Regions from separate parts of the Homo sapiens genome. Here region 1 is linked to region 2. The links are chromatin loops, found by intact Hi-C in ENCODE. Cell type or tissue: heart left ventricle. All regions are shown on one strand. Links, peaks and the distances in the headings refer to the core of each region. The heading gives the core; the rest is flanking DNA.

Region 1 (5,385 bases), core at 169-5,168, 190 kb after region 2:
ATGAATTGGTCCATTTATCACTGTTAAATGATCCTCTTTATCTTTGGTAATATTCTATTCTTTGCTCTAAAATTTTCCTGGACTGCTATTAATCAAGATACTTTAGCTTTTATTTTTTAAATTTAATGTTAGCATAATATATCTTTTTCACACTTTGACTTTTAACCAGTTTATATTTTTGTATTTAAACTGATTTCTTTTAAGCAGCAAATGGTTGAGACTTGCTTTTTAATACAATCCGAACATGTCTGTCTTTTAATTGGAGTATTTAGATTATTTACATTAAATGTGATTATTTGTATGATTGGGTTTAAACATACTATTTTGCTATTTCATTTCTATTTGTCCCCTCTGTCCTTCATTCCATCCCCATTTTTTTCCTGCCTTTTTTGGATCACATGATTTTTTAAAATAATTTATTTTATTATTCTTTTTGTTGGCAAATTAGCTGTTACTCTTTTTTGTTTTATTTTAATGGCTGCTTTAGGGTTGTTGTATTCACCTTAACTTTATTCCAGTTTTTCTTCACATGATATCCTGTGTCACATCAAGTATTTAAACCTTGCAAGAGTATGCCTACATTTCTCCCCTCTTGGCCTTTGCGCTGTTATTGCACATTTGACTTCTACCTATGTTATAAATCCCACAGTACCTTGTTAGTATTTTTGTTTTAAAAAGTCAATTATCTTTACAGAGACTTAAACAATGATAAAAATGTTTTTGTATTTTCTCCTTTTGTTGCCATTTTCCCCATTCAGGACCCTTCCTGCCCACTACCTCCTTCAAAGCAGTCTTAGGAGTACTATTTATTCATTGATTTATTTGCTGTTTTTTGAGACGGAGTCTTGCTCTGTCACCCAGGCTGGAGTGCAGTGGCATGATCTCGGCTCACTGAATCTTCACCTCCGCGGTTCAAGCAATTCTCATGCCTTAGCCTCCAGAGTAGCTGGGATTACAGGGGTGTGCCACCACACCCAGCTGATTTTTTGTATTTTTAGTAGAGATGGGGTTTTACCATGTTGGCCAGGCTGGTCTCGAACTCCTGACCTCAGGTGATCCACCCACCTCAGCCTCCCAAAGTGCTAGGATTACAGGCATGAGCCACCACACCCAGCAGGAGTACAATTGAAAAACAAGGGTTACAAATTTCTCTTCTTGCTGTAGCCAGAGTTGGTTTATCTTGCTTTGCTGTCAGTGAAACCGGGGATCAGCTAGCTATTAAAAGCACGTTGAGGTTTGTTTATTACTCAGTATTGTGGGAGCAATAAAAGGACATCATCCTTCCTGAAAATCACCAAGCTCCTCACAATTTTCTGAACATTTTGCATCTCCTCTATTTGCTGAAATAGATGATGTTTCTAAAATACAATGCACCTGGAATAACTTTCATATATCCTTCAGCATTTGGGTGTTGGAACTTCCAAGAGGAGGCAATGAGACAATTTGGACACTTGTCGCCCCCTCAGTTCTTGGCATTGCCATTATACCCTGGGAGTGCCAAGGTCTTGGCAACTTCCAGACTTAGTTGTTTGAGCTGCAGGTGCTATGTACAGACAGCCCAACAGATGACCATTATGAACTTGGCACCTACAGACCAGCTTTTGGAGAGGAGAGAAGGTGTAGTCATCCCTACTGTCACCATAGGCCTTGATGCAGAATGCAAAGCTGGCACAGAAAGCTGATCTAAGCGGGCCAGGTGCCTGGTAACATCCTTTTCACATTAGCCAGCTGTTTTTTCTTGGCTGGCGTCACCAGGAAAGCTTGTCCTGATCCCATCAGACACATGGTGGTGTGCAGACATGGTGAAGCTCTGGCATAAGTAACTCACCAAGTTGGCAGAGGAACACAGGAATAGGTCAGGGTGCCCTTTGCCACTGCTGCCTGCACAATGAAAGCTGGATGTCTCCCAGAGGGGGCTGCCAGGCTTCTGGTCGACAATTCTAATCCCATAGTTCCCAAAAAAGAGCACATATAACCATATAGACACTAATAAGGAGTATAGTTTAGGCTAGAGCTTAGGAAGAAGCTACACTAAACCCAACTAACATTTACTGATTGGCACAAAGACATTGTGCCAGGGACTAAGTGTAGTTCAAAGAAGTGTGATCCATGTCCTGGTCTTTCATGTATTCAAATCTGGCTGGAAAGATGGGACATAATGGTCAAGAGGTAACTGATAATAATAAAAGGGATGACTTAATGAGGCAACACATGCATTGGCAAATGAGGATGGTAGATGGTGGGTTTTAGAAGGCAGAAATGTGCTGGTTTTTAAAAGGAATCAGACCTCATCGGTTAGTACAGAAATAGTGAACCAATTTGAAGGAGATAATATCATGTACTTAAGACCAGAAACCAAGTGTTTGAGGCAGAGGGAGGCCAAGGAGGAAGCTTAGCCTCCCTCTGCCTCAAACTGAGTCCAATAACTGAGATGTTATTGGACTACTACTGCAGAGATGAAAAACATGGGTTGTGAAGCTCTATAATTTACTGGCTGTTATCATCTTGAGCAAGTTATTTCACTCTCTAAATCTCAGTTTCTTCATCTGCAAAATGGGAAAAATAATATTACTAGGTTCTTTCAAAAAGTTGTTATAAGGATTAAATAAACAAATACATAGTAATTAAGCACAAAACAGTGTCTGACACAGAATAAATATTTGATAAATATTAGCTAATACTGGTGGTTTTATCAGTGGTAGTAAAGTATTGGGACATACCTTAAAATAAAGTATGTGACCTGCAAGATCTTAATAGTATCCTCTTTTCACATGAGGTACCTGAGGCTGAAAGATTATACAACTAGTTAGAGGCAGGGCCTGTGAGCAGACTCAGGTGTTCTGACTTCCCATCTCGTGCTCTTCCCACCACACGCCATCATAGTCTATACTTGATTTTAGTATATGTGCTGCCGAAGCGAGCACATAGCCTATACTTGAAAAGCCAGGAATGGGTAAGTGAGACCAATTAGGGGCAGAATGGGGGCAGATTTGACTTTGTTTTCACCTTAATTTGTTATTATCCTTTTGATGCTGGGTAAACTGTGATCTTTTGTTCAGGGTTCTTTATGCAGTTGCCTGCCAGCTCTGATAACCAGCTGGAAGGCAGCAGCAGAATCTGGTATTTGACAGGGAAACTGCCTAGTGCATCTCACAAGGGCCTGGCAGTCAGCCCGCACGTGGCCTGGGCAGGCGCTCCCTGGCCAGGTTTCAGGTCGGCATAAAGTGATTCATTTTTGTTGTCCATTTGAAGGAAGCAGGAGAATCACAGGGCTTTAATGAGCATATCTAATTGGAGCTTTTTCTCAGGAGAAGAGAATGTGTTCTCTCGATGTCTGTCATATGAAGAGGAAAGACAAGAATCTAATGACCTGAGCACAGCAGGGCTCTATTTGAAACACTGAAGACTTAGCTGTGGGGAAGCTCCAGGATGTCAGGAAGAAACACTTCCAGTAGAGAGGCTGCCCGAGAAAGAGGAACTCTGTATCTACAGGAAACTGGGGAGGGAAGCGTGGTTAGGTATTTTTCACTGGAGTGAGGATGTATTGGCTTGGGTTTGAGGTTTTCCAAATAACCAAAAGCAATGCAAAGTCCTCTTTCTTATTAGTTGTATACTGTAGCTTTCTTAGCTTAGTTCAGTAGGCCTAGATAAAAAGAAACAGTAGATCTAATACAATTCAGATCCACAAATGTGCATTAGGTGTTTATTACACAGAAGGCAAGAAAAATGTTTGAAAATACTGTATAAAGATGAAGTTGACGTGGTCCTTGCCTTCTGGAAACTCCCGATCTACTTGTGGAGATATGTAGTGAAATGTTATACATACCTTTTGGGGCTGCTGCTCTCTTCACAATGATTCCTTTTTCTTTAGGGACAGCCTCTGATGCTCAGATAAGGGAGGTCTCTAGTGGAGCTGTACTATGTGGGTAACCTTCCAACTCTCACTATAGCAAATTGGACACTGGACATTAGCTGAGCTGATCTATTCTCTCTCTCTCGTTTAAAACTAAAAACAAAAGAGACAGAGAGACTGGGTGTCATTGAAAATGGCAGTACAGAGAAGATTCATGAATCCCAAACAGTTCTTTTCTTTAGAAAGTCCTTCACTATTTCACTTCCTTTACCACTAGAAGACATGTTGCAGTCTTTCCCAATAATTGTTCTTTGCATAAATTAGTTTGAGTTGGCTTCCTGTCACCCACATCCAAATAAGCCTGATTCATAGAAATGATATGATTTTAAAAAGTGATCAGTTGAAAATCTGTGGAAATAGCCAGAGAGAGGGAGGTGAAGGCGAAAGAATAGCTGATATCTCTAAATGCCTCTAACAAATATAACGGGAGGCTATACATCTAATTACCCTCACAGAACAGAGCTCAGAATGCCAGAGATGTCACATACTGATGAATCGCTTGGTATTTACTAACAGTGTGGTAGAGCAAAGGGAATTCTAACTTGGGAGTCAGAAGTAATTTTCTCGGGCTAGTTTTTTTGTTGTTGTTGGTTTTTTTTTTTTTTTTTTTTTTTTGAGACAGAGTCTCACTCTGTCACCAGGCTGGAGTGTAGTGACATGATCTCAGCTTACTGCAACCTCTGCCTCCTGGGTTCAAGCGATTCTCCTGCCTCAGCCTCCCAAGTAGCTGACACTACAGGCATGCACCACCATGCCCAGCTAATTTTTTTTTTTGAGACGGAGTCTCGCTCTGTCGCCCAGGCTGCAGTGCAGTGGCGCAATCTCTGCTCACAGCAAGCTCCACCTCCCGGGTTCGCGCCATTCTCCTGCCTCAGCCTCCCGAGTAGCTGGGACTACAGGTGCCCGCCACCATGCCCGGCTAATTTAATTTTTGCATTTTTAATAGAGACGGGGTTTCACCATGTTGGCCAGGATGGTTTCGATCTCTTGACCTCTTGATCTGCCCGCCTCGGCCTCCCAAAGTGCTGGGATTACAGGTATGAGCAATCACGCCCGGACTTCTGGTGCTAGTTCTACTATTAAAAACCTGGGTGACTTTGGACATGTTGTTCCTTCTTACTAGGTCTTAGTTTCAATATATGTAAAATATACAGGATGAACTTAACAATCTTCGAGGCCTCTTCCAAGTCTATGATTATTGGCTGATATAAATAATAGATTGTGATATCCATCTACATAAGCAATAGCAAAAGTAGATCCAATAATTCAAATGATGTAGAAAAGATAAAGGAAGGTATGATGCTTAAAATTGAGTGTCAACTTGATTGAATTGAAGGATGTGAAATACTATTCCTGGATGTGTCTGTGAGGGTGTTGACAAAGGAGATTAACATTTGAGTCAGTGGACTGGGAGAAGCAGACCCACCCTCAATCTGGGTGGGCACCATCTAATCAGCTGGCAGCACGGCTAG
Region 2 (5,385 bases), core at 86-5,085:
GGGCACGGTGGCTCATGCCTGTAATCTCAGCACTTTGGGAGGCCGAGGCAGGTGGATCACCTGAGGTTGGGAGTTCAAGACCAGCCTGACCAACACGGAGAAACCCCATTTCTACCAAAACTACAAAAAATTAGCCGGGTGTGGTGGCGCATGCCTGTAATCCCAGCTACTCGGGAGGCTGAGGCAAGAGAATCGCTTGAACCTGGGAGGCAGAGGTTGCAGTGAGACAAGATCACGCCATTGTACTCCAGTCTGGGAAACAAGAGTGGAACTCCATTTAAAAAAAAACACCCTTCTCCAAAATAAGTCTACTCAGAGCTTGACAGGAAAAAGAATACTTATGGCTAGCTTGGACTGTAAGACATATATTCATGTGTGTAAAAGGTTAATTTAGAACTCCAGTACTCATGTTAACCTGTTTTATTCAAATAAAGTTTTTTAATAAAACTGACAGATTAACAGAGTAAAAAAAAAATTTAAACTGTGGAAATAATAATTGTTTCCCATGCCAAAACATAGCAGAAATACTTCTATCTGAGGACATCTAGATGGCCTAACAACCTTTGAGGAAAAGACAGTGAAAATCACTGCATTTCAGGAACTTGTTTTTGAGAGACCTCAGTGAGTACAAAAGACAATGTCTAGTTTTGTAATACATCCAGCTTCACCAAGAGAACACGGAACAGTAGGAATAGGGTTAGATCACTGAGGGATGTAAATTCCGAAGGAAGAATTTAGGACCTCACCCCTTAAAACCATGTTATCCATCTTCCCACTTGGACCGAAAGCTTTTTCTGAGGACAAGAACAATGTCACACCCCAGTGTCTAAGGCCCTCATAGTAAAAATTCAATTTGTTGGATCAAAGAAAAAATAAATTGCTCAAGTAGGTTGGGAGATGTAATAAGACCTCAAATAATGTGGCAAAACATTCATGTATTTTAAATTTTTTTTAATGATGGAAAGTTTAAAGTTGGAGTTTATAGAAAATAAGGGGAGATGATGGATTATGAGAGGAAGCTTCTAGAAGAGGTAATATCTTGAGTTGACCCTTTGAAGAAGAAAGGGATTCAGAGAGATGGGAAGATGGCTTAGCCATTACATGGTCTGATTTCTGAAAATAAATAAATAAATAAATAAATAAATAAATAAATAAAGTTTCTGGACATCAATTGCCTTGTGTGAAATGATTAGTATCAAAAACCTTTAAAGTATTTTCAACTCTAAAAATTTCGTTAAAATAGCTGTTTATAAAGAGGCGCTTGAGTTCAGCTATGCAGCCCACAGCCTGTATTTAAGCAGGCAATTATAAAATATATGCATTTAAGGTTTTCATTTAAAATTATTAGCCTTTTTATAACGTCACCTGTTTGAGTGTTAACTCTTTGCCATTCATTCTTCAAAAATCACTCCAATTTATTTCCACTTCATGTTCCTACGTCAAGCAAACCGTGTTTTTTATGAAATTTTTTTTCCTCTTCTATGCCACATATAGAAAAGGTGCGCAGAAAGTCCTAAGAGGTACACCAAACAAAGTCTATCCAAACTCTTCTTCCTCTCAATCTTTACCTTCTTATGTAAAAGATCTGCCTAAAACATTACATACCCCGAGTAGCTGTCCTTGATTATGTCTAGCTTAGCGGTCCTCCTACGTGCTCATGTTCTGCCGTGTACTCTACCCAAGAATAGCCCCAATATATTCTACTTTCCTGTCCCCCATTTAGAAAGCCAGCTCTCGAGAATCGAGGTCTGGTGATATTCAGGCCACTTACCTACTTTATTGTTTGGAGACAGGGACTCACTGTCGCCCAGGCTGGGGTGCGGTGGTGCTATCATGGCTCACTGCAGCCTGCATGCTACTTTACTTCTAGTTCCTAACACAGTAATTGGCACATGGTAAGCTTGCTGAATGAATGAGTAAATTAGTGGTTTGGAAAACAGAGGCCTGGATAAATGTGTGCGTAGGGGAATGCAGTTCATTTCAGGCAAATTCTCATGCCAGAGCAAGTCAAACAATGGAGTATGGAAGAGGCCTCAGAGATCATCTAGTCCAATTCCCTCATTTTCCAGAAGCCAAGGAATGTTGGCATAGTGCCCATGAAATAAAAAGAAAAAAATCAGAAAACATAAAAGAATATTAGGAAAAGCAAACATTCTCTCCTATTAAATGAAGCTTCCAGCCCACACAATCTGCAAGTGGAATTTAAATAATTAAAATTTTCACAACACTAATTGCATTTGGCCCTTATTAGTGACTTCAAATGTGTCCACCTATTACCTAATGGTGTCAAGTCTACATCTTCCAGGCTCAATTACTTAGTATGTAGATGAGGCAAGATTCTCCCTTCTCTCCCTTCTGTGTTTCTCCAGCCTTTCAATGCTCATTAGCACCTCCAACAGAAGGTAGAGGAAATGAAACTCCAATTTATCAATGTCAACTGTTGAACCAGCAAATTGCATCAGTCCCGCCCCCACATGGAAGTGTTTGGACAATTCTGAATAAACAAGATGTTGGCAGCTGTGTTCCAATGGTTCAGTAATTGCATTGTTTCCTACTGTGCTTTATGGGTTGTGAAATGAATTTATTAAATAACCTACACAAGGGGAATGTGGTGTGGTCTAGCAGCAACAGCTCCAGGCTGGTGCTGGGAAACTGTCTACAGTTTCCCATTTTCACCACTAGTCTTGACTCCAGTTTTTCTGGTCCTCAGGCTCCTACACTATTCACGAGGATAGTAATTCTGCCCTAGGCAGTAGAGGAATCTCTAGGACTTAAAACACTATGTGCTTTTTTCTCCCCATACAGAGGTTTAACATTTATCATATTCTCCATATACTAGAACCTTGCATACTTACTTTCAGACCAAACTATGCCCTTTGAGTACAACATCCATAACACAAAATGGTACACAGGGCTTGTAGGAAGGTAAGTTTAACTGGCCACTTAATACTGGATGACTATAGTCAGGAAAGGAAAATTGAGTCAAGGCACGTGTAGCAAATGGTGGAGGGATTTAAACACAGAGAACGGGAATCAATTCTATTGTCTTCAGTATGTTTGCCAGTTGGTATTTTGCCAGTTGTCTTGGGCTATTAAAACTAGTTGGTGTTTTGTAAATTTAGCCTGGCTGTGTGACAGAATGAGAAATTATTTTCAAGTGAAGATGGAAAACCTACTTGTATATCATTGTGATTATAAAAGGGAAAAATAAATTAAGTTTTAATAAAAGTCAACCCTAAACCTAGTTGACCCCATGTCAGTTAGTGTTAAACTGGCCTCTTAATCTCAGAAGGCAGACAAGTTTGAGATTACAGAGAATGCCCTCAGAGAGAATCTCCCTGCATCTCTGGTATTAGCTGGACCCTAAATAGCACAAGGTCTCCGGGTGGTTGGAGCACTTTTTTCTAGACACAGAGGAGGCTGAGTGCAGATGAGATTGGGGAGGACAGCTTCCTTTCAGCTGAAGTTTGGCACTCACTCAGCATCCCAATTTTGGCTTCAATTGTTTTCCCTTTCCTTCTTTTTTTTTTTTTTGAGATGGAGTCTTGCTCTGTCGCCCAGACTGGAGTGCAGTGGTGGAATCTCAGCTCACTGCAAGCTCCACCTCCCAGGTTCACACCATTCTCCTGCCTCAGCCTCCCAAGTAGCTGAGACTACAGTAGGTGCCCACCACCACGTCCGGCTAATTTTTTGTATTTTTTTAGTAGAGACGGGGTTTCACCATGTTAGCCAGGATGGTCTCGATCTCCTGACCTCGTGATCCACCCGCCTCGGCCTCCCAAAGTGCTGGGATTACAGGCGTGAGCCACTGCGCCCGGCACCCTGTCTTTCTTAAAGGGCAAAAAGTATAAAAGAAAGCTTCCTCTCAAATTAAGAAGCAAAATTTCACACTTTCCAAGCTCCCCAACCTATTAACTTATAAATAGAACTTGATTCAGATCCACAGTCGTTTATTGAAATTGACTCATGACCACTGGTCTGCCCAGCTGGTATAATCACTGGCAGATTGTGTTCCCTGGGCTGGCTCACCTCCACGACGGGAACAATGATTGTGAGGGTTTAAGATGATGTGTGTGGAACACATAGCCCAGTGCTGACACTTAGAGAAGTCTATTGAAGCTGGAGAGGTACTCTACGTCCCAGCTTCTTATTTAAACCTCACAGAAGCCCTGTGATGTAGGAATTATGGTCACTATTTCCCAGACAGAGAAGTTAAGTGGCTACTCAGGGGCATGAAGGTGGAAAGTAGAGTCAGAAACTAAAACCAGGTCTCGCTCATTCCAAATCTTACATGCTTTCTGCAACAAGATGTTGGTGTTTATCTCTAGAACATTCTGTTCTGTCTACACTTAGTGTCCTTTAAGGCACTCTTCTGAATAAACTGAAAGTTTTGCTTCCCGCTCCCCACCATAAAAGTTGAATGACATATGTGCATAGAAGTTCACTGGTAGCTTTTTGTTTGATATGGTTTGGCTGTGTCCCCACCCAAATCTCATCTTGAATTTTAGCTCCCATCATTACCACCTGTTGTGAGAGGGATCAGGTGGGAGATCATTGAATCATGGGATTGGTTTCCCCCATAATGTTCTCGTGGTAGTGAATAAGTCTCATGAGATCTGATGGCTTTATCTGGGGAAACCCCTTTCGCTTGGCTCTCATTCTCTTGTCTGCCGCCATATAAGACATATCTTTTGCCTTCCGCCATGTTTGTGAGGCCTCCCCAGCCATGTGGAACTGTGAGTCCATTAAACCTCTTTTTTCTTTATAAATTACCCAGTTTTGGGTATGTCTTTATCAGCAGTGTGAAAATGGACTAATACGACGTTCTTTGGATTCTGGCTGAATGCAAATTTGTTTTATTTTCTAATTAGGAGCCCTCCAGCCAAATTATAGGTCAACAGCCCAAAGGGCAGCACAGTGAAGTGTGGGTTTTAAAAAGCCACATACAGTGACGCATGGAGAAATGAAGATCAGCACTTGAGTCCTACCTGGAGTGTGCTCTAGAATGGGACAGGAGGCCAAGGATCCAGCACACCTGTGCAGCAGGAGTGGGGCCCAAGATGCCTGTGTCCCTGACTCACAAGACCTAGCAAGTCATTTCCTCATCTGGGGCCTGTTTTCTCATTTGGAAAATGGTAGATTTGGACAGGTTGATATATTTTTTTAAGTCATACTTATTAAGGTATACTTTATATACAATAAAACTCACCCCCCCCATATATATATATATATATATATATATATATATATATATATATATATATATATATATATATATATATATATATTTTGAGACGGAGTCTCGCTCTGTCGCCCAGGCTAGAGCGCAGTGGTGCAATCTCGGCTCACTGCAGGCTGCGCCTCCCAGGTTCATGCCATTCTCCT

Evidence for each region. A loop is a pair of places that touch in the nucleus more often than their neighbours do. Peaks named below come from ENCODE experiments on the same cell type or tissue, not always from the same donor. Only the 100,000 strongest peaks of a DNase experiment are listed, where the experiment ranks them.
Region 1: it touches region 2 in a loop (4-fold over the local background); 2 of 110 quality-filtered maps call a loop at or near these places.

What each region holds. Positions count from the first base shown.
Region 1 is chr3:193,013,375-193,018,759 of GRCh38, forward strand. No RefSeq gene overlaps it. Among named protein-coding and RNA genes, the nearest start is that of MB21D2, 98 kb to the left of the region's middle. In heart left ventricle, for the core only: no CTCF peak of the experiment used is centred there; a DNase peak (open chromatin) is centred at 3,167.
Region 2 is chr3:192,823,376-192,828,760 of GRCh38, forward strand. All of the region lies in intron 1 of MB21D2 (Mab-21 domain containing 2), which reads right to left. Among named protein-coding and RNA genes, the nearest start is that of MB21D2, 92 kb to the right of the region's middle. RefSeq lists a silencer at 1,657-1,833. In heart left ventricle, for the core only: a CTCF peak has its summit at 2,698; a DNase peak (open chromatin) is centred at 4,024.